2 separate regions of the Homo sapiens genome follow, and region 1 is linked to region 2. The links are chromatin loops, found by intact Hi-C in ENCODE. Cell type or tissue: Caco-2. All regions are shown on one strand. Each heading gives the region's core, and the rest is flanking DNA. Links, peaks and the distances in the headings are about the cores only. Region 1 overlaps GLYATL1 (glycine-N-acyltransferase like 1). Region 2 overlaps GLYATL1-AS1 (GLYATL1 antisense RNA 1).

The links. A loop is a pair of places that touch in the nucleus more often than their neighbours do. Peaks named below come from ENCODE experiments on the same cell type or tissue, not always from the same donor. Only the 100,000 strongest peaks of a DNase experiment are listed, where the experiment ranks them.
Region 1: it touches region 2 in a loop (4-fold over the local background); 1 of 110 quality-filtered maps calls a loop at or near these places.

What each region holds. Positions count from the first base shown.
Region 1 is chr11:58,941,513-58,953,999 of GRCh38, reverse strand. GLYATL1 (glycine-N-acyltransferase like 1) reads right to left here. Exons shown (of 7, transcript NM_001389712.2): 2 at 10,334-10,457; 3 at 6,835-6,954; 4 at 6,035-6,142. The coding sequence starts at 6,912. The region is part of intron 5 of GLYATL1-AS1 (GLYATL1 antisense RNA 1); the gene reads left to right. Among named protein-coding and RNA genes, the nearest start is that of GLYATL1, 8.3 kb to the right of the region's middle. In Caco-2, for the core only: no CTCF peak of the experiment used is centred there; no DNase peak of the experiment used is centred there.
Region 2 is chr11:58,992,690-59,005,176 of GRCh38, reverse strand. GLYATL1-AS1 (GLYATL1 antisense RNA 1) reads left to right here. Exons shown (of 6, transcript NR_033853.2): 4 at 11,126-11,174. It also overlaps the pseudogene GLYATL1P1 and the pseudogene LOC100287485. Among named protein-coding and RNA genes, the nearest start is that of GLYATL1, 59 kb to the right of the region's middle. In Caco-2, for the core only: no CTCF peak of the experiment used is centred there; DNase peaks (open chromatin) are centred at 5,676, 6,086 and 6,546.

The DNA of each region.
Region 1 (12,487 bases), core at 5,985-10,984, 54 kb after region 2:
GTAGCTCTCTGGGTAATTTATGTGGTGTTAGACTCTTGGGTTTGAAAGAAAGAGACTCGTGATCCCATTCTGGCATGACAGAAACTTCATTGGAAGATGAGGATGTTTCTCTGGGAAAATATAAACAATAAGTGTGAGCGTTTTAGCAGTGAATGTATTAATATTATGTTGGAAATTGTATTGCTAAAGAGTTAAAGAGAAAATAGTGTAATTAATTTAAAGAAACCTTCAAGAATTTCAGGGTGCTTTTATAAATGCAAGTTCCTGAATATGGTCAAACCCAAAACGTCAGTGAATTTAGAAGAGTAGATGTTTTAAAAGACCTGATTTTAAAAGAATGACCAAAAATAGCCAAGTAAATAGTCAAGGAAATATATAAAAGAATATCAAAGTAAACTAGAAAATAACAAATGGAACAATTTGTAAAAATGAAAGCTATAAATAATGAAATGGAGAACAAGACATAGTGCAAAGGATATATAAAGCCAAAAGTTCATTTTTAAATGGCAAAAACAGAGAGAGAAGAAGAAAGAGAGAGATAAACTTCTGGTAAGGCATTTATTAAAAGAAATACAAGAGAAAGAGAAAAAAGCAAAAAAAAAAAAAAAACAGACTGTAAGCTATGAGAACAGAAACAGAAGAAACAGAGAAAAGAACAAAAGACTTCTAATAGAAGACTACATACTACTCCAAGGCAAGATATTTACTGATAAAAGAAATGGATGTTATCCCTCAAGAATAAACTATCAATATTGACTTGCAAAAAAATAGAAATCCTGAACAAACTAATAGAAAATATCAGAAATGAAATTAAACATCTACCTTTTAAAAAGTAGACAAGAGTTATGGCCTCCAGCTTCAGCCATGTTGCTACAAAGGACATGATTTTATTATTTTCTATTGCTGTGTAGTATTCCATAAAAATATATGTATCAAGTTTTTTTTATCCAGTCTACCTTTGATGATCACCTGGGTTGATTCCCTGTCTTTGCTATTGTGAACTGTGTAGCAATGAACATACAAGTGCATGTGTCATGTTGGTAGAATGATTCATTTTCTTTTGGGTATTTACCTAGTAAAGACATTGCTGGATCGGATGGCAACTCTGTTTTAATTTCTGTAAGAAATTTCCAGACTACTTTCCACAGTGCAATAATCCTAAGCAAATTACTGCTGTAACAGAAAATCAAATATCACATGCTCTCACTCATAACTGGGAGCTAAGCATTGACCACACATGGGCATAAATGTAGGAACAATAGACAGTGTGGACTACCAGAGGGTGGAGTAAAAGGGGCTGGGTTAGAAAACTACCTATTGGGTACTATGCTCACTACCAGGATGATGGAATCTGTCCATACTCCAAGAATCAGCATCATGCAATCTTCCCATGTAACAAATCTGCACATGTACCCCCGTATTTAAAAAGAATGTTGAAATTAAAAAATAAAATGTAGCCAAAATCAGATTATTTTACATTTAAATTCTACATAAGCCAAAAACAAACACATGATTTTAATAGTAGACTTTGGTAACAGATGAAAAGATCCTAATGCCAAATCTGGTAAGGAAATAACAAAAAGAGAGTTATGACAACATTCCCTTATGCATGCAGATACAAAAATTATGAATAAAATATTCAGTAGCATATACAAAAAATGTGAATATGAACAGTTGGTTTTAGAAAGGCCAGGATGGCTTTGATTGGAAGGTCTTTTAGTGTAATAAATTAGAGGAGAAAAAAATTACATGAGTGTATAAATTGCCAAATAGAAAAGACAAAAATTAAATAACATAAAATTTACCCTCCATTCTAAATATAAGTTCTATGAAAGTAGGAGCAACAGGAAAATGCTCTAAACCTGCAAATACAGAATCAAATGTAATTCCAAATGTAAGCTTTTATAGCTATTTAAAATCAGGGATGAGACAAGTATAGAACTATTATTAGTTGGAATTGTTTCCTTAGGTTGCATATTATGCAATAATGCAAGAAACTAAAAACCCATACAAATACTGGCAAAGCAGCAGCAAATTACTTTGTTTGTAGATTACAGTATTACACATTTAGAAAATCCAAGAGACTTCGACAAAAAAACAAAACAAATAATGCCCCACACAAACAGGATTTTAAACAACAGTGGGACATATTTGGAAATCAAGACTACAAACACAAAGCAATAACAAAATAATAATGCTCAGAAATATAACAGGAAAATAATTTAATAATCTTAACAAATAGTATAAAATACCTAAGGGTAAACTTAATGGAAAAATCACTTAGTTTATCACAGGAAAACACTAACATTTTACCAGATGGCATAGAATGCAAACTGAAAAAAAGTGAGAAAAAGACCATATTTCTTGATGAAAAAATTTAGTGTCACAAAAATATTAATTCTTCCAAAATTGTCGAAAAATGGTCCTCCAATACCAATCACAACTCGAATAGTTATTTGGGATAGTTGGTGGGGAACTGGAAGAATTAGTTTATGTTCATATAGCTATTAAGTTTATAAGAAATAGGAAAGTAAAAAAAGATTGGTGAAGGGTGATTTGCTTTATTAGATATTAAAATTTACCACAGAAACAATGAAATAGCATGAGAAAAGACTAGAAAAAATACAGAAACAGATACAAAAATATATAACATGTTATACGACAAAATAGACATTTATATTTCAGTAGGGAATGACTTATTTAAGAAATGGTACTAACATAATTAGCCAGCCATAAGGAAGATTAATATAAAAGAATGTTAATTCATGCTATTCAAAAATATATTCCAAATAGAATGAAGTTTGCAATGTCAAAAGTAACAATTAACTCACTGTAAGACAAAATGAGAAAACAGTTGTATGATCTTCGAGTAGCAAAAATCTTCCTAATTATTAACTAAAAAAACCCAAAACCTCAGAAGTCATAGTGAAAAAGATAATATATTTGATTACATGAAAATAAAAAATTTCTTAATGTCAAAATCTCCATCAATAAAATAGAAAATAATTATAAATTGGGCAACAAATTTGTAGCATACACCTTTTTTTAGTATCCCTAGTTTCCAAAACACTTACAAAATTTTAAGAATGACACAAAACCCCAGTGTAAAAGTGGTCAAAGAATATAAACAGGTCAAAAGTAAACACCAAATGACCGAGAAACATGAAAATATAATATGTTCAATATCGCTAGTCAGGGAAATGCAAATTAAATCCACAATAAGATGCCATTTTTCACCCACCAGTTTGGGATAAATTAAAAGAGGGATAATATTCAGTGCTCGTGAGAATGTGGGGAAACAATTCTTCCATACATTGCTAATAAAAATAAAATTGTGGAATCCTTTGGGAAGGTAATTTGGCATTGCCTGCTTAGAATAAGATAAACTGTAACTTGCAGATATTCCTTTTGGAAATCAGTTGTACTGAGAAAAATTTCCAGGATATAAAGATATGTATATGAAGATGTTTATTGAAGCTTGTTTGTAGTGGCAAAGAAGTATGAACAGTTTGAACCCAACAGCAGGAGAATGATTGACTAAATAGCATTGCATTGACTCTATGAAATGCCGCAGTTATTAAAACGAATACTTTAGTGCTGTATTGATTCACCCAAAGTGATGTCCATATGTTAAAGGCAAATTAAGAGTGATGACAAAAGAGATCATCAGTGAATATCCCTCTGTTTATTTTTTTGTTTTTTTTTTTTTAGACGGAGTCTCGCTCCGTCGCCCAAGGCTGGAGTGCAGCGGCGGGATCTCAGCTCACTGCAAGCTCCGCCTCCCGGTTTCACGCCATTCTCCGGCCTCAGCCTCCCAAGTAGTTGGGACTACAGGCGCCCGCCACCACGCCCGGCTAATTTTTTTTTTTTTTTTTTTTTTTTTTTTGTATTTTTAGTAGAGACAGGGTTTCACCGTGGTCTCGATCTCCTGACCTCGTGATCCGCCTGCCTCGGCCTCCCAAAGTGCTGGGATTCCTTCTGTGTATTAATATGGGCAAGGACACTGATTACAACCAAGGGGTAGGAAAGGAGGAGAGGAGGGGAGGGGAGGTAAGAGGTTATTAACTTTTTAAAATCATGTTGGATTTTTTTACTTGTATAATCAACATAGATTATCTTTGTGATTAAAAATCAACAATGAAAAAATTAATTTTTTTCTAGATAAATTCTCCTGCATCCCACCCTGAAAAGCTCTTATTCAAAATCAGATTGACTTTCAATACTGAAAGAAACATGGTATGCTATGGAATCAGACTAGGTGAATGCACTTCCAAGTAAATTGCAGCGTATTTCATTCTTTCCTTTTTGTTTTTTTTTTGGTCTTATATGTGTGGTGTGGGACTTTTATATTTTCATATTTTTGTTTATTGACTCACTGTAAAAACTAACTTTGTTCAAAGCAATGCATACATGAAGGTATGGCTTGATGCTATAGTTACGTTGCTAAAATACATATAATAACTACAAAGTTACTGAAGTAAAAGGAACTATTTGACTTCCTACAGTTATCTAGCATACCACACTTTGAAGAAATTGGACCATTGATTAAATAAACTAAACATTAATCTTTGATCCCAAATTGTCAGGAAGCCAGGAGATCAAAAGAACATCCCTGAGGAAGGTGTTAGGCTCAGCCTGGTTCCCATCCCCTTTACCCCTTTGTTCCTCAAGCTAGGGTCACTTTGTCACTTTCTGCATCCGAATCCTGACCCAGTTTGCAAACTAGTCTTGACCTGGTGTGGCTTATTATTATTTGGGGGCTCAGCGTTTACACCTACATGAAGTTGGGCTGGCAATGAGGCTTCAGTTTACTAACCAGATGTGTATGAAACACACAAACACAAAGGGGAAGTATTTAGGAAAAAAATACACCTAGGTTTGTATTACCATTTCAGCTCCATCATTTATTCCTTGTGTGTCCTCAGCCAATAATGGCTAATTATTGTAAACACTATTTACAGTTATGTGCTATGTACTAAGTGTTTAACATACAGTATCTCATTTAAACCTTGTGTAATCCTCTGAAGAAGATCCTCTTATTTTCCCCATTTTAACGGATGATGAAACTCACAGAAGTGCCTATGGTTATATAGCTAGTAAAAGTGGTAGAGTCCACTGCACTTGAATTCAGACTGGGCAATGCTTTAACATCAGGAATCCAGCCGCTACATGACTTAATATTTCTCAATGTTGTTTCCTTATCTGTAAATTGGAGATATTAATGCTCACTTCATAAGATTGTTCTGATGATAACATTCACTAACGAGAGAAGTGCTTCCACACAGTTGACACACAGTAATTATGAGTCCCTTCCCTGGTTCCTAAGAAGTAACTTTTTTTTTTGAAAAACAAAACAAAAACAACAGGGTCTCACTCTGTTGCCCAGGCTTCAGTACAGTGGTGTGATCTTGGCTCAATGCAACCTCGACCTTCTGGGGCTCAAGCCATCCTCCCACCTCAGCCTCCTGAGTAGCTAGGAGTATAAACATGCACCACCATGCCCTGCTAATTTTGTTTATTTTCTGTAGAGATGAGGTCTCACTATGTTGTACAGGCTGGTCTCAAACTCCTGGACTCAAGTGATCCTCCTGCCTTGGCCTCCCAAAATGCTGGGATTACAGGTAGAAGACACCATGCCTGGCCCTGAGAGGTAATTTTACTGGTAGACTTATGCCTTGGTTTCTGTTTCTAAGCCACTGTTCTAATATCTCAGACACCCAACTTTCCCTGTAAATTGGCCTCCTTTCAGCCCCTGCAGGTGACCCCTGCCACCTCATAGGGCCCTTAATCTGTGAGTGTCAGCCTTGTCCTTTTCCTCCCTTTCCTCCTCCACCCCCTTTCCCAGAAGGGTCCTATGCTTTACACGAAGGGTGGGAACACGTGGCACTCATGCAAGGTGCCCAGTACTGAAGGAGTGTTTTAAAATACTCACGTTTCCTTTCACCCTATAAAAGCAGCCATGGTGTCTGAACTGGTCAGTTCCTCAGGCCCTGTGGACCTGCCTGGCTCCACCAGTCCCTGTCTGTGTGCCTACCTGCTTTTGAGGCCGGATAATAACCATCTGATATTCAGGCCAGGAATCCACCAGCACCTCCATGTTGAAGGGGTTCCCGTGATTGATGTGATACACAGAGCCATACACCTGAAGGAGGGATGAAAGGGACCAGGAGAGGTTGAGATCCCCAGAGATGAGGATCTGGTTGTGAAGAGGAAGAGAAAAATGGAGATTAAGAGAAGGTACTGAGACCAAGTCAGTGATGGTGAGATGAGCAGTATGGTCCTGGAGAGGACCATACTGATGGACGTGAAGTTACCAGCAAGCAGGCAGAACTCACAGGTAGGACTGTCCTTGTGATACCAAAGAGCTACTGTGTACTAGCTGGGCACTTGGCAATGCTCTTAGCATTTATATTGTATAGATTTATTCAGTGTCCATAGCAACTTTAAGCGGTAGGTGCTAACGTTATTCCCATCTCATTGATGGAAAAACCAAACGTAAAGTCAGAGAAAGGGAAAGAAACATCCACAAAGCCATCTGACTAGAAAATGGCAGCCTTGGAATGCATATCCATTCAGACAGGCTCCAAACCATGTTCGTAGCCACCATGCTCCACTGCCTCTCCAAATGAGTGGCAAAACCTGCAGAGTGGACCTAGCTGCCTCTTCCCAAAGAGAAGCAGCAGCTCTTGATATGCAGCCTGTGCCCCCAGTCCCATCCTGTTTCCCAGCTCCAACCCTCTGCAAACAGTCAGGAAGGACTAGAATCACAAGCCTGCTATTTTCTCATCCTCAACACCCCTACTCCCATACCCTGACCTCCCACTGTTCCCTGACCTTCAGGGACTCAGGGATGCTCCTGGCCAAGGATTTGTATAGGGCCAGCAGCTTATGGGAGTTATTCAGTAGGATCATTCTGTGGGATGCTTCAGACCTTGAGACCTTGAAGAAGAAACTCTGAAAAGATAAGAAATGAAGGGAAAATGTTAAGGAAACAAATGAATTTAAAATGCACTTTATACATCTCCATTCAAGTAACACTCGTGATGTAGGTACTGTTAGTATCATATTCATTCTGAATACACCAAATCTCAGAGGGACTAAGTAAATTTCTCAAGTTCTTAGAGATAAATGCCAGAGTCAGATTTTGAAACCATATATGACTGTCTCCAAAACCCATGCCCTTCCTCCCTTGTGGAAAGAATTAAAAGTGAATATTAAGAGTTCTGTGAGCTTCCCAAATGCCTGTAACAGAACACTCCACCACTACCATCATAAGTTTTTTCCTGTATTTTGGTCATTATATGCCTGAGAATTCTTCTTTCATCTGCAATAGAAAATATCAGCCCTCTAAGAACAGGTATGACTAAAAAACTTGGAGCAGGAGTAGGCATAGATTTTCTTTAGTTTCTCAGGGCCAAATATTTCAAACCTACGGCCATTTTGGAACTTATCCCAGTTTCATTACAAAAATTAAAAACAGATAGAAAAATTTTAACACATATCTGTAAACTTTTGTTGAAATATCATTCAGAATTCTTAGAAATGTGCCAATAATTTAACAATAACTTGGAGAAGGTGATCATCACAACTGATAGGTTCAAAGCTTAGGCTGATTTCAAATTTTAGTTCCATCTCATACTTCTTTGTTAAGTTGCTTAACCAATCAGAACCTCAAAGTGTTTTCTCACAACTTTGGAACTGGAAATTAGAATGCATGTTTTCCAAAGGATTGAGATTACACAATGTAATATGTATAAAATGCATAGCATTATGCCTGGAATAAAGTAAGAACAAGTTTTAATATATGTTAGTTTTTTTAATTGACTTCATATTAATCAACATGTCATATAGAGATTTAGCAATTATATTCAATGATGTAAAAATAATTAAAAATGTGAAGAACTTACAACAAAATTAATGTAAGAGAAGGAACCCACGAATCAGATATTTGAAACAATCATTTGCAAATCAGTTAACACAGATTTTTGAAATTTTTTATCCATGAAGTTAAAATAGTTAACAAATATGTGTTAAGTAATAGGCAAGGTGAAACATATTTTATCTTGTCTGGGGTCAAAGGCCTCAAAGTTAAACTATGTTCTGTAGCTAGATGAAGCAATGTTTAAACAAAGGCATCCTTTTGCAAGATCTCATAATTTCAGAATGTTTGAATACCCAAGGAACTTTTAGTAAATAAAACTGGATCTCTGACATGAGCCTATCCCCTGTCTGACTCTGCTGTTCTTGTAGCTGTCAAAAAAAAAATGGTCTTTTTCTTCCCCCCATCTCCAAGTGCTTTCTTTGCTCTGTTTCTCACCTGATTTAACTAAAATTGCCCATACCCATGTGTTTCACTATTGTCTTCTCCTTTGAGCTTTTGGTCAAGATTTTAAAAGTTTTAATTCAAGATCTACCATGCTATATCACTCCCCGCAAAAAAACTTGTGTTCCATTTGCCCTGGGAACATTATATCCTGGGCTGATACATGAGAACAATCCCCACACCTATCAGCTGCCAATCTTTGTCCAAAATACCCCTCCTGTGCATTCCCTACTCCATCCCCTTGCAATGACCTTTGTTGAGGGCCTCTCCTCATACTTAATATTGCTCTTGTGACCCCACCCTGGCCTCAGCTTCTAACATCTACCCAAATAAAAGTGTTCTCTACCTGTATTCCTACCATCAACATTTCTTTTCTAAATCAGGAAGCTGCTAAAAACCTGGGGAGACCCCTCCCCACCTTCTTTAAAAAAATCGTTGTAAAGGACACATAACACAAAACTAACCGTTTAACCATTTTTAAGCGTACAATGCAGCGGTATTGTATACATTCATGGTGCTTATCCATTTCCAGAGCCTTTTTGTCATCCTAAATGGCAACTATACCCATGAAATCACAATTACTCATTCCCTCTCTCCCTAGCCCCTGGCTAGGGGTATATATATATATACCCCTATATATAATATATATATTTTATATATGTATATAAAATAACTTTTACTTTATTTCTCTAGGAATTTGCCTATTCTGGGTACTTCATATATCATGGAATCCGATGATATTGGTCCATTTGGGTCTGGCTTATTTCACTTAGCATAATGTTTTCAAGGTTCACATCTGTTGTATTATGTATCAGAATTTCATTCCTTAACTAAAATAATTTTTCATAATATATGGAAAATAAGTTTAATGTCCACTAAAGAGAAATTATAAATTTGTGAATGACAGTCTGTAAATATGAGTAGCACACAGTCAGTGGTCACTGTGAAGACTACAGAAAAGCAATTATAATGAATAATGGGTAAAAATATCAAAATATATAACTTTTACATATGTACCCAAATTATGTTTGCATGTGGACAAGGACTTGAAGGGAATAAATAAACATGAAAATTGTTTTTGGGTGGTGAAAGTATGTGTGATTTATTTCTTATTTGAGAATTTTAGTTTGTACCATTGAGATGTTTTTATTTTTATGCAAGATTGAAAAAAACATGGAAGGCAATGGAACCATAGTTAAATATGAGAATTATGAAAACAGAATAAATGCTATATATTTTTTTCTTTTTTCCCCACAGTCCCATCAGCTATCAAGTTTCTTTATTTGTAGGGAGAAGGAAAAAGCTCCCCATTCACCACAATTCTGTACATGCCTCATCCTGTCACCCACAGCAGTCAACAAAGAGTGCAAGGCAGATTATTCCAAAAAGAATAGCAGTTGACATCCAATAGTGCCAAAACTGTTTTTAGTCAAAGAGACTTTACTGAGAGCCCTCATTTATAAATGTACTTGGCATTGTTGTTTAAATGCATTGGCATTGTTGTTCATTTGGAATGTTCCACTCTAAGTATCTTTAGTAATGTTTTGCCATTTCTGTAAGACTTGGTATACAGTCCTAATGTATAAGCCAGAAGGAACTCAGTTTTACAGAAATTAAGGATCCCATTTTTATCTAAAATATTGTCTTTATTCTTAGGTTCTCTTGATGAACTTAGCCAGTGATTTTTTTCCTACCTAGGCGCACAAAAAAAAAAAAGAAAAGAAAAGAAACAAAGGGGTAGAACACAAAAATCCCTGTGAATTTTCAAAAGCCAAATTTTATAACTCCTGCAACATTACTGCTTACTACCAGTTCCTTTCTGACCCAGTGAGATGTAAGAGGCCTCTAACTGGATCCAGGCCAGTTAATTCCAAGATCAAATCTGTTCCTAGACCCAGTCTGTTTCCTGTTGTGACTCCAAACCCAGTTTGGATCAGAAATTTGCTCCAAGCAACTCAGAGAGCTCAAAACACCAACGTGTGAAGCTCCAAAATGCGAGAGGGAGCTTACCTATTATCCTCAGCCACTCTGAGAGATCAATGGACACAATTGGATCCTGCAGGTACCTTCCGTGTTCACTTCGCGCTCCTGGGGATACTAGAAGCTCCACTTCAGATCCTTCTTGTGACACCATCTGATAAAAGAAAAACTTCAGCTGAATTAAACTTAAAGGAGTTTCATTAAGCAACAAACAATTTGTGAATCCGGCAGCCTACAAAATCACAGCAGATTCACCGAGGCTCCGGGGGTGCCTCGTGGTCAAAATGAATTTATAGACAAAAAAGGTAAAGTGATGTACAGGAACCAGAAATCAGGTACAGAAACAAAGAGATTGGTTACAACTGGGCGCTTGCCTTATTTGAACACAGTTTGAACATTCAGCAGTCTATGAGTAGTTGAAGTATGGCTGCTGGGATTGGCCAACACTGGAGTATTGTTACAGGTGCACACTACTAAATTAGGTTTTCAATTTTGTCTGATGATTAAGCTACGTTACAGTTTACCCACAAGGACTCAAATGAAGAAGTACAGAGTCCTTCTCAGGCTGTAATTAGTTTGTTTCAACAGTTTGTAGCAAAATTTATTGAAAGGATTGTCTATACATGCTATCTCCAATCCCCCTCCTAACCTCATCTAATTGGGTTTTTGCTGCTACCATTCTACTGAAACACTTTTTAAAACCATCAGGGATCTCTGTGTTATTAAATCCAGTGGTCAATTATTGCTTCTCATCTTAATAGATCATCCTTTAATGGACTTGGTTTCCAAGACAACACACTCTCTTGTTTTTTCTTTAACTTTACTGACTACTTTTTCTCAGTCTCCTCTGTGGACCCTTCTTTCCTCCCCAGTTTCTTAATTTTGGATCACTTCAGAGTTCCCGGTGATCCCATCTGGTCCCATAGCTTTAAAATCAATCTACCTGCCAATGACTAATACATTTAAATTACTACTCAAATTTTTTCCAAACTCAAGGCATATGTATCTAACGGCCTGTTTGACATCTCTTGGATTCCTTCCAATAGCCATCTCAAACTCATTATGTCTCAAATCAATCTTCTTATCCACCCTCTCCACCCAGCCTACTTCACCTGTAGTCTTTCTCAACTTAGTTGATGGCAACTCCATTTCTTCACCTGTTCAAAGAAAAATTCTTGGAGTTATTCTTAAGTATCTTTTCCCCTCCCACTTTACATCCAATCCATTATGACATCCTGCTAATTCTGGCTGGGAGAAAATTCTTCATGGCCTCTCACATTTCTGTATGTCTTATGAGCAGAGACATTGACAGCCTTTTCTCCTGACTATCTTTTCAAGGATGTTTCTAAAGAGGACAGCTTGGAAGCTAGAGATATTGCTTTCTTCTGAAGCAGAGGGTAGGTCTGCTTACTGATCAGTATAAGAAAGATAATGTCCCCCTCTGGAGCAAAGTTCAGACAGGTTTGCTTGCAGTTCATTATAAAACATCCAGGTGACCTAAATTCAGGGTTCCTTGGCTTCAACACACATCTGTTGCACTTGCAACATTAATCTGCCTTTCTGTATTTCCTCTGTAGGACTTGTGGAGCAAGGATGACTGACACAAACACAAAAATCATTCTCCCTGTTGAATGAGTCATAAAACTCTGTCTTTGACCCAGAAAGCTTGTGTTATCTGTCAGCATTCATGAAACATTGCCCCAAGTAGGGTAAACTTTTATATGCTTCACAGTTCTTAGCAGTCTTTTCTGGATGGAGAATGCCTTTAGTCTTCCGTCAATAACAAATGAGGATGCTCCTTTTAAAACAAAAGCCAGATTTTGTCATGTCTTTGTGCAACTCCTGCAGCAACTCCCAATCTCATTTAGAGAAAGAGGTACAAATTGTTTATAACAGTTCTCTAAGTTAGACTCCAGTCACCTCCCTGACATCTGTCCAGTCAGGTCCTAGACCTCACTCTCTTTGGCCTCTCTGCTTCAGGCACTTGGCTGTTCTTTTTCTTCTGCCTGCATTCTGTTTTCTTATTAGACCTATAAAAACTCTATTACCTTCTTTAAGTCTTCACCTAAAAGCCACCTGCTCAATAAGGCCTCCTTTGGCCATCCTATTAAAAATTACTACTCCTCCCCTTTGGGTATATACCCAGTAATGGGATGGCTATAAATCATGCTGCTATAAAGACAC
Region 2 (12,487 bases), core at 3,624-8,623:
CTATGAATCCTTCTTCTGCACAGACTCTTCACGTATGTCGGGCTGGGGGATGGTCCAGTCTTTCCCATTCCACGAGGCCATATCTCAGGCTATCACGTGGGGAGAACCTTGGACAATACCCGGCTTTCCTGGGCAGAGGTCCCTGCGGCTTTCAGCAGTGCATTGTGCCCCTGCTTCCTAGAGAATGGAGAATGGTGATGACTTTTACCCAGCATACTGCCTGTAAACATATTGTTAACAAGGCACATCTTGTACAGCCCTGGATCCCTTAAACCTTGATTCCATACAACACATGTTTCTGTGAGCTCAAGGTTGGGGCTAAAGTTACAGACTAACAGCATCTCAAGGCAAAACAATTGTTCACGGTACAGGTCAAAATGGAGTTTCTTATGTCTTCCTTTTCTACAAAGATACAGTAACAGTCTGATATCTCTTTCTTTTCCCTACATATCCCCCTTTTCTTTTTGACAAAACTGCCATCGTCATTATGGCCCGTTCTCGCTGGTTGCTGCCTCTTTGGAGCTGTTGGATACACCTGTAGACTAACAAGAGACAGAACAGACATACAAGGATTAATATGAAATTTACAATAGTGGAACTTCTGATGGTTTTAACCTAAGTGACGGGGTTAAGCTTTGTGAGGCCATCAGCAGCTTTTACAATTGCCTCAGTTTTTGGCACCAAATTTAAATGGGCTTTTGTTGTCTTAAAAATTTGTTTTTGAAATTTTGAAATATTTAAAGTAAGATTATCTTCTCTTCCTTGTAGATGGCATCTAACTATGTCTCAGTGATGCTCAGACTCATTATAGGCTTGGGGTATAATGCAAAAATCTGATGTATTTTAGTCACACTGTAACTGAAAAAGATATTCCAAGCTCATGAGCCTATCTTCCTTTCAAATGACGGTTTGTCTAAGATCATTAATTTGGTTTGCCAATTTTTTATCTATTTGGGTCTGAGAATTTCACAATTTTGAGGAATTCTTTTGCCAATTATTTACGTATTCTGCAGTTTGAACAGAGGAGTGTAAAGAAATTCCAGCAGCTGCAGCAGTAGCTGTGACTGCAATGGGACCCACAATCACTGCAATCAAAGTAAAAATGAATCCTTTGGATCTAGTTAGAAATCGTTTTAATACTTCTGCTAAAAGATGGACAGATGGGGAAGCCTCCTGCAGTCAGTCCATGGACACAGGGATCTACACGCCCTCTCTTGCCCTCACCAGCAGAATACTGTGCTGCCAATCAAAAGTCGAATCAATGCAAGTAAGCAATCTACAGTTTTTACAGGTTACAATTTGGGAATCTGGTTTAATAAGTATGTTTCCTACAACTAGCATATAAAGGAGTTTTACACAACTTTGCAAAGGAATTGTCAGATTGGAATTTAGGTTAATAGTATAATATGGCCTACGATTTTTTGTTCCTATAGTTTGATTTGCAGACCAAATTCTAATGTGGTGCGAGGCCACAGTAAGCTTTCATCATTCTGGATGTTCAGGACCAGTAACAGGACTAATTAACTTTGGTCGAGGTGAGGAAATTCTCTTTTTACTCCATTTTAATGGATAGGGTGATTTTCACCTTTTATAAACCTGGTCCAGCTTTTTAAATTACTATCATAGGCCAGATTAATGGGCCAGATGGATGGGGCTTGTGAACATGAGTGAGTCTGGCCCATACAATTATAATATAATTGGCCTCGAGGGTCCCAGTCTGTAATAGTTACAAATTCATTGTTTTGTAATATCACCGCAGTATCAGCCACATATTCTTTCCAAACTAAGACTTTTAGGTCTTTTGATTCTTTGGGAATTTTTGGGGGGCAAGCCTTCCCCTTAGGCCTAAATTTTAATGATCTTTGATAAGAAGAATACTGTAAATTATTTATTTGTTGCCCGAGTGACATTCGACTTACCATGTGATAAGTATATCTACTGGTGGCACTGACAGTAGGTACTTCTACCAACCAATTTTGGGTTGTAGGCATTAAGCATCTGGGTGCCTTCCCTAGGCAAGTAGGAGGATAATGATATCCAATGGAAATATTTATCATCATTCCTTCTTTTTGTAGGTTTGGCAGGGCAACGATCATCTGTGGGGCCTGGTACCCATGCACTATTATTAACATATACTTTAGTAGGACTATCTATTCATGTGACTGCCCGAATTAAGGGCAGGAAAGGCACATGGTCCCAGTAAGTATAATAAGTTGCAGCTGCTCCTGAAGACATGGGGAGACTGACCACCATTGATACAGTCATCAAAGCTGCAAGCAGTATATTCTCTGGAGTTCACATTACCCTTGTTTTCTTCAGGCTTTTTCAGTATACTGTGTCAGCTTTTTGAACTGGGCCCAGGTCAGTGGCTCCACTTCCTTGCTGGATGGCAACTTCTTCTGTAAGTTGTAGGTATCTAAACTAGAAGCTGTTTTTTTCCTAGGGAAATACAAGCAATACCTCTCCCCCATGTTATCACCTTTCCTGTTGTTCATGTTTTATTTTTATTATTTTTTCACCAAATCAGTTTTCCTTTATGTGAACTGTCCTTTTTATCAGTAAAATGTTGTTCTGTAGAAGTACTTGTCGGATTTTTCTAAATGTTTAAAAAAATTAAAGTATAGAGTGCTAGATTAAGTTGCATCTGGGGAGTGTTATACTCTTACTGTCTTTTTCTTTTTTTTTGTTTCACCAAGTGTTATACTCTTACTGTCTTTTTCCTTTTTTTGTTTCACCAATTGAGCTTTGAGTGTTCTATTAGTTCTTTCAACTAGTGTCTGTCCTTGGGAATTATAAGGGATTCCTGTTGTATGTGTAATTTTTCACTGATTTAAGAATTTTTGAAATGTTTTACTACAGTATCCTGGCCCATTATCTGTTTTAATTTTTCCTGGAACTCCCATGACAGCAAAACAAGATAATAAACGTCTTTTAACATGGGAAGTACTTTTTCCTGTCTGGCAGGTTGCCCATACAAAATGTGAATAAGTATCAACTGTCACATGGACAAATGACAATTTTCCAAACGACAGTACATGTGTGACATCCATTTGCCATAATGCATTAGGACATAGAACTCTGGGATTAACTCCTACCTCCTGAGTGTGCAGGTTTAGGACTTGACATGGGTCCAGTGTTGTACAATATTTTTTGGCTGTTTTTATGGATATCAATTTTACTTTTTAATCCTGTTGCATTTACATGAGTCAAGGCATGAAGTTCTTATGCTTCTATGAATGCAGATGATACTAGCTAGTCAGCTTGTTCATTTGCTTCAGTTAAAGGCCCTGGTAAATTAATATGTGCTCAAATATGAGTAATATAAAATGGGAAATTTCTTTTTTTTACAGTGTTTTTGTAACAAATTAAACAGCTGGTTTAACTGATCATCAATACTATATTTGATTAGGGCTGTCTCACCATCCTTTGTAGCCTGTACTACATATGCAGAATCTGATACAATGTTAATAGGCTGATTAAAACCTTGTAACACTGAAATGACAGCAACCAACTCTGCTCTTTGAGCTGAGTAATATTGAGTTTCAATGACTCGTTCTTTTGGCCTGATGTAAGCTGCTTTTCCATGGCTGGAACCATCAGTAAACACCATCAGAGCATTCTGTAAATGTTTATGTCTGGTAATTTTAGGTAAAATCCAAGTAGCCAATTTTAAAAACTGGAAGATTTTTGTTTTTGGGTAATGATTGTCAATAATTTCCACAAAATTAGCAAGACCAATCTACCATGAAGCAGAATTGATAAAGGCTTTTCTAACCTGTTTCTTGATTAAAGAAAGAATGATTTTTTCTGGGTCACTTCCACACAATTTTAGTATTCGTAATCTCGCCTGACCAATTAATGTAGCTATTTGATCCCAGTACAATGTAAAAGTATTAATTGTACTGTGAGGAAGGAAGGACCACTCCACAAGACCTGCGTTTTGAACGATAACGGCTGTTGGAGAATGCACAGTAGCAAAAATCAAGCTGGAGTTGGGCCAAGGGATGTATTCTATTTACTTGTGCTCACTGAATTTTTTCTTCAACTAATCCAATTTCTTTAGTTGTCTCTGGAGTTAATGTTCTTTTACTATTCAATTCTGGATCCCCTCTCAAGACAGAGAACAAATTTGACATGGCATAAGTAGGGATGCCTAGAGTTGGCCAAATCCAATTAATATCTCCTAGCAATTTTTGAAAGTCATTTAATGTTTTTAATGTGTCTTTTCTTATTTCTATTTTTTGTGGTTTAATTTTCCTATCCTCTACCTGCACTCTGAAATAATGAAAAGGAGTAGAGGTCTCAATCTTATCAGATGCTATTGTCAGCCCTGTGTTTTAAACCTCTGTTTGCAGAAATGTGTAACAGCCAATTAATTTGTCTCTGGTTTTTGCAGCACACAAAATATCATCAACATAATGAATGATATAATAGTCTGAAAATTTGTCTCTAACTGGTTGAAGAGCTTGAGCTACAAAAGTCTGACAAATAGTTGGACTATTAAGCCTTCCCTGAGGCAACACTTTCCACTGAAACCTGGTGGCTGGTTCTTTATTATTTATGGCTGGTATAGTAAAAGCAAATTTTTCAAAATCCTGTTTTGCCAGAGGAGCGGTAAAAAAGCAATCCTTCAGATGAATTATAATTAAAGGCAAATCTTTGGGGATTATGGCCAGAGAGGGCAACCCAGTTGAGAGAGCCCCCCAGGGGTTGAATTACTGCATTGACAGCTCTTAAGTTGGTCAGCATGCCCCATCGGCTGGAATTTTTATGAATTACAAACACTGGAGAATCTAAGGAAAGAACATTGGTGAAACATGTCCTTTTTACAATAGTTTTTAAACTACTTTATGTAGCGCCCCCAACTATTCCTTAGGGAGCAGCCACTGTTTGACCCAGACGGGATGCTGCAGGGTGAGTCTGAATTGCTCCTTCACCATAGTGAACTGCAGGTTGGGCAATAATGGGTGCCACAAATGAGTCACAGTGAGCCTAGTTTCAGGCTCCCTCCTCCAGCACTCACTCGGCTGAGGAGGAGGTGGCCATCCTGGTTTTAGCCCCAAATGGCCCTGATGGTTCTGGACCTTTTTTTTCTAATTTTAATCTTTCAGGATATATTACCACCTGTAATTGATTGTAGCCAATATTTTGTGTTGACCAAGCCATTAAAGATCTGCTACACATTTACAATGTGAACTTTTCACACATTTCACAATTACAATGTGAAATGGCATGAATTTTTAAAAAATGAATGAATATAAGGGAAGCCAGTTCCTAATGATTCGGGTGTTAACATGGATTTTTGTGGATGCTTATTGGTCCCTTTTGCAACATAACTCTCAATGAGTAGCCCAATGAACCACCTTGGAAGCACTGGCCCCATCCTAAGTCCTCCTAGGCTTCTTGTCCTTATTTCCCATGCCTCATATAAGACTTTACATTGGAGAAAAACTTCATCCCCTACTGTTTTGTTCTGTTGCATTATAGGCATACAGCACCATTTTCAACATAAAACATAAAAACCCATTCAAAATGGAGGTGATGGTAGATGCCTGGACAGATTACCAGATCATCATTACTCAGCCTCAGAACCAGGTAGGAGCAATAGTTACTGAATACCAGGGCAGTCACTCTCCAGACATTCTCTGTGTGGCAATGAGGGAACTGAAACTGAGGAGTGGTGAGAAGAATGTTGACACTGTTGACGTATGCAGGTTTTGGAAGGGCTGTTTGGGAGAGAGGGTAGGGCAGTGAGATAAGGCTTGAACTTAGATCCAGTGATCAATAACCCTGGATGTGTAAATAAAATTAGGATTCCAAGCACTCAGTCTATTCCATCAAAATTCTGATCATAGGACTACATCCCAACCTAGACTTCTATGGCTGAAAGTGATTAAGAAGTGTTTTCACCTGCGAGGACTCTCAAGTGGAAGTGTCATCAGCAGAGGGTAGGCAGACATGTAGAGCCAGACCAAGCTGTCTATTCTAGGTACTATCTGGCTCTGGAATGTTAGTTCTTTCCAAAAGTTTATCTATTCACATGTACTCCAAGAGCCAATCACTGAGCCAGCCTCAGAGTCCTTCCTGGGTTAGGATTAGCTCAGGTGTCACCTTGCCAAAAACCCGGAGCCTTGCCAAACCTGTTTCTTATATTTTTTCCATACCTTAGGCACCTTCTCTTTTAAATCCTTAACATACACCATTTTGGTTACACTTCCCATTCGAGACAATGGAGCTATTTACTCACCCTCTCAAGGGCAGCTCACTTTAGTGCCCTAAAAGAAAGACACTATCTTCAGTGTATAAATAGTGAGTTATTCTTGGAGCGACTGCAAGGCCATTTTCTACACCTATCTTAGAAAAACAGAATGTTTCAAACAAGTTAATCTCTAGTATTCTAGGCCTATGCAAGAGTATTTTGTAATTGTAGGGCTATGTATGATATTTGTTGTATCTGGAGATAAAAAATGACTGGGATCATTACACCAACTCTTACCACATCTTCACCAAAGCTCCTGACAACTTAGAGGAGGTCACGCTCCGAGGTTATCAACTGGGAGCAAACTTTCCAGATCCAATCTAACTAGTCTGAGTTAAAAGAAAAGATGCGTGGTTTATTCCTAGCTGATATGGAAGGTATAAAGCAGTACCTGTCTTTCTCCTCTCTCCAGGTTGACAGGAGGGCTTGGATGAAGCAATAAGAAAGGTTGCAACTTCAAAATCAGTGCAGGTAGATTACATGAAAACCATGCTCTTTATACCGGAATTACCAAAGAAACACAAGACTGCAAGTAATGACAATATGGGGTTATTTAAAATGGGTGATGATAAGAAGTGAGATTTTACGTTTTACTTCCCAAATTCCTTGATAGAATTATTGAGTTGCCACAAAGGCTGTACTTGGAAGTGTAGAATTTGAGACTAAATTATGATGGGCTACAAAATTGCATGGGTAAAGAAAGGGCGTCACGTTAGGAACTGTGTGCTGAGCATGAACAGAGCCTTCATTAGACAAGGTCTTTATGCATATTATTTCACTTAGAGCTCACAAGAGTCCTTCGGAGAGGGCAATGGACATCATGGTGGCATCAAAAAATGTTTACTGAAACTATTTATATCTTACAAAATGCTACATGCTTATAGAAAGTATATAAGCATACAAAATGAAAAATAAAATCTGTCCTCTTGGGTTCCCCTGCTAGGTGTAAATAATTTTGACACTGATATGTATGCTTTTAGTACTCCATATGAGTTATGTATTTATTTTTGCAATATGTACACATAATTTACGGCACTTTCTGAAATGAATATCATCATAAATAGATTATTGAACAGTTGTATAAATATTTCTGAAAGATGAATTACCAGAATTAAAACTGTTGAGTCAAAGACTATGCATAATAAATGAATGATATTTCTAAACTGGATGGTAAGATTTTCATAAATTTAATGTGTGATATCATAACTTATGAAACAACCTAAACATCCAGTAATGGGGAAATAGAAAAAATCATTATGGTACATTAAAACATTAGAATACTATGAAGCCATTACAAAGAATGAAGCAGCTCTACATGACAGATTAGAAAATATTTCCAAAATAGTTTGCTATGTAAAAAAACATGAGGTGGATAGAACAATGTATATAGTATGCTACCATTTGTGAAAATAAACAAATGTATGTACATATCTAAAATTGCATAGATTTATGGGAAACTTGTACAAAATATATTGGTATTAGTGGTTGCTTCTAGAGAAAGTAATTGGGTAATAGGAGATCAGAGAAAGAAGAGAGATTTGCTTTCCTCTAGTAATCCATTTATGCTTAATAATTTTGTTACTAATTGAAAAAATAAATAGAATTTAAACACACATTCACAGATATGTTTGATTTAGCCAGAAAAGTTAACAGTCTTCAAATACTGCTTTGCCCCACCAGTGTTCCCATGAGATTGTTAAGGGGAACATATACACAGGGAACAATGATAAATGGGGATTAAATTATATTTAGTAGTATAACTCTGGAAGTCTGGCATGAAGTACCTGCCCTAAGGTGATTCCTCTAAGCCTACGCATGGATATCTTTATATCTTGCCATTCTAGGTTTGGCTATCCACAGGAGAGGGGTGCAGGAAAGCGTACTTGAGATCTTTCAGGAAGCAAGCCCAGGATCAGGTTAGGCATGGAAGTGAGCAAAAACAAAGCATCACCCATAGAAAACTTAGCGTTCTGTTACCCACCCACTGGCAAACATGAAGTGACTCTGAAACTGACAAACTTCTCAAAAGTCTTCCTCCCTGGAGAGGGGCAAAAATTCCTGGAGATCTTCTCTCTTTCACTATTTCCATATTTACAGAGGATATTACTATAATTTTACAAACAAGAAAACTGAGTCTTACATAACTTTTCCAAAAGAAAATAATCAGGATTAGAATCCCAAAGGTTAGTACCAAAAATTTAGTATTCTTTTTCCTATATTGCAGCTTCTTAAACTGCGTTTCTGGGTATGTGATGACAGGCTTTGGGACACATGAAGATGTAAGATCAGCATTGTTCTCATCTTCCTGTAAAATATGTTTGATTGGAATATCTGTTCAACGAATTACTATCTTGTATATTTAGATATTTTGTGGAGTAGAACTCAAAATGCACATGATTTCATACACGCATCTTTCAAGTAAATTCAGCCACGTGGAGGGCTTCTCTGGTCTATATCCTCACTCTTTTAAAGACGTGTTCATTTTCTTCCTTAGGATACTTAACGGGACATTTTGAGATGTCCTATAACATATCATATTATCTGTCTGCTATTAAATACACCATAAAACACGGTGTTCCCCCACCAATTATTTGGAAACATTTTGAAGCAGGAATAGAAAAGGTAGTTGTAATACAGCTATTGCCTCCTCTAGGCTGTAGGATCCTTAAGGAAAGGAATGGTGTTATTGGAATTTCAGTGTTTGATAATATTGGCTGAATAAAGGTAATTTTTTTTTTCTTCATAGGGAAGGAAACTTTTCAAACATGTTCTTAGGTGTTTCACATGCAGGTCTTGTAAATGAACACTGGGCCTTTGGGAAAAATGAGAGGAGCTTTAAATATATTGAACGCTGCATCCAGGATTTTCTAGGATTTGGTGTGCTGGGTCCAGAGGCACAGCTTGTCTCTTGGCTTGTGATGGGACAGTCCAGTGAGTTGAGAATGGGTTATACTGTCCCCAAACACAGAAACCAAGGCAACATGTCGCAAATTGGTTATCATCTTGAAAGTTATCTTTCTCAGAAAGAAATCCCATTTTATGCTCATGCGGCAGATAATAGTGAGAAAATCCTACAGGCACTGAAAAATGTTGGGTTTAAGATTTGACCTTGTGGCTGGCATCAGTGGAAATGCATCCCCAAGAAATATTGTTGATTAGTTCCACTGTCCATTTCAAATCTTATCAGTAGAAAATCATTAATTCAAACACAAATATGATGATGTACATTAGCACAAAAGACACCTGATTATCCAGGATCTGGGTATTATTTAAGCTCACCCTTAACATTTTTACCCTCCTCTTCCTCTGTATTCTTACAGAAAATTAGAAGCTCAATCCTATGGTCTCATAATTTCATTTATGGTGACAGACATCTCAGAATTAAAATCACCCAATGCCAATCATTAGTGTCAAGATAACCCTTTATAGCAACACTTTCTTAAATGAAGATGACTTCTTTGATGAAAAAAATTGCTTTTTATTCTGAGTACCCTCTGAGGAGCTTTGAGATGCTCAGCTAAATTAAATTTTGTGGCTAGGAGTGAAAATTTGGTTTTCTTACTTGCTTTTTATCACAAGGGGTTGCTAGGTTGAGTTGCAAATTTAAAGCTTAACTTTAAATTTTCAAGATGATTCTTATGTCTATGATGTATTAGTTTTCTTTTGTCATTATAACAAATTATGATAAATATGATTACTTAAAGCAACACAATGTGTTATATTTATGGCAGTCGGAAGTTCAGAATAGGATTTATGGGGCTAAAACCGACATGTTGGCAGGGCCAGCTCTTTCTGGAGGCAATGTGGGTAAATCAGCTCCCTTGCCTTTTCCAGATCATAGAGGCTGTCCTCACTCCTTAGCTTGGGTCTCTGAATCACATCATGTTTTATCTCTCTGCTTTCATCATCATCGCATCACATTCTTCTCTTCTGCACTCACATTTCCTTCTGCCTTCCAATTTTTTTCTTTCTTTCTTTCTTTCTTTTTTTTTTTTTTTTTTTTTTGAGACAGAGTCTCACTCTGTAGCCCAGGGTGGACTACAGTGATGTGAACTTGGCTCACTACAACCTCTGCTTCCCAGGTCCCAGTTCAAGCAATTCTCCTGCCTCAGCCTCCCAAGTAGCTGGGATTGCAGGCATGTACCACCATTCCCAGCTAATTTTTGTATTTTTAGTAGAGACGGGGTTTCACCATGTTAGCAGAGTTCCAATGGCAAATATGAATGGCAGAGTGGAAGACCAGAGCCAAAGGAGGCCACCTTTTGATCATGAAGTGTAATTGTTTTTAAGATCAGCGATTCAGAATTGTAATATAAGCGCTCAAATAGAAAGTTCTAATGATAGTGCATGGCATGTGTCCTTTCCATCATCTAGATTTTCCGCTTTTTTTGTCTGGCTCACTCCTACTCACTCTCCAGTCCTCACCTTAGTGGTCACTTCCCCTGGAATGCCCGTGACCCTTTAAGATAGCAGTGGCAAACACCAAATGCTGAACTTATAACCAGATTCACATGCAACACCTTGCCCTGTGCCATGCTTCAATAATGATGAGGAAGTGAGAAAGAGTAGGAGAAAGGAGGCACAACAAATGTTATTTCCATAGCAGAGGCCCCAAGGCCAGTCCACTTGATTCTCTAGATTTCCTTTTCTGCGTAACAATGATGAAAGGTAGCCTAGGAAAGCCATTTGTCTGAGACTTTACTTTGATACCTTGCTAGTCACTAAACAAAGAGACTGATTCCATTCTTTAGTGTAGCCATTGCCTCAATTCATATATATCAGGGTTATTTATTTCCAATAAAGTATCCATATAGATTAGGTATATTCTAATGACAATTTTATTAAAGTCCTTCATTTATCTTCCAGATAGCAGATTCTGTCAACCACATTTCATAAAGAGTTCTGATTCTAAGAGGTAAGAACTGAGCCTGGCTTTCTAGTTACATGTTTACTACTAAACCCGTCCTTCCCTACTACACTTATGCATATTTAAAGACTATACTCTCCCCTGCCTCCAGCCTGGATTGTAAGTTCCACAAGAGCATGGCTGTGTCTTCTAACATCAAGTCTCTATGTTAGAAAAGCTCCTGGCATATCATAAATGCCGAATAAACATTTGTAAGTGAAGAAACCTATTCTATGGTTTCTTCTACGGATATATTAAGAGATGGCTTGCACAAGATAGCTAGGTAGCTTCATTGTCTAAAATGGAACTAGATTCTCCGGGTATCAGGTCCATTGGTGGTACTTACACGTGGCCTCAAAGGAACAGAACTGCCCCACAAATCTGTGGGAGTCATCATTTACTTCTAGAAAAGAGAAGTAAAATGGACTATTATTCTGATGCAGATATTTCATGAATCCCATGATCACCCGTGCCATGTCGTCTGCCCTTTGGTATTTTTCCATGCTGTAGGCTATTCCTACATCACAAGAAGAGTCCAAGGTTAATCATGATACCGGAGCCCCATCTGGACCCAGCATACAGGCTGCTGGCAGGCCTCCTATACAGTGCTTGATGTAACGCCAGCTCCTCTCATTCTTCCTGCACCTCCAGTTATCATTTACCAGCCCTGAATAAGAGATAACCAACAGGGCATTCTTAAAGTTGGGAGTTTCACCATAGAAAACAAAAAGAAAGACAACAACATTCATCCTCACCCCTGTAATTTCTGGGTGCCATCACATTCTAGAGATCCCAGGGACTCTTCTTGTCTAATGACCCACCATTGCAAGCTGTGTATTTTGACCATTGACAACTTTTATTCATCCCAAAGCATGAATTCATCCTCTTTTCATTCCAAAACTCACTTATGTGAATAACAAAAATGTACAAGGAATAGCAATTATAAATGACCAGCACATGTTTTTGTCTCTCAAATTCATCATCTGGGTGGCCTGACTCAGCTCAGCTTCCAGCTTGCTTTTATTGGAGTCATGGAACTTCAGGATATTCTCCATAATAAAGAGGACTGCTCTTGATTGCTCTACCTTCAGTGACTTTGAAAATGCAGCCACTCTTATCCCCTCACCTAAACTTTCTTGAAGACCTGGGAAGAAAGCCAAGAAAGCAATATTGTCAGACATGGAGTTCTCTACTTACACTGCTCCCACCTGATTAATACATCAATGCTTAGTCGTTATCAAACTTGAGTTTACACCACAATCTGCTGGAGTCTTTGTCACACCACAGATTGCTCTACTTCTCCCAGTCCCCAGAGTTTTTGT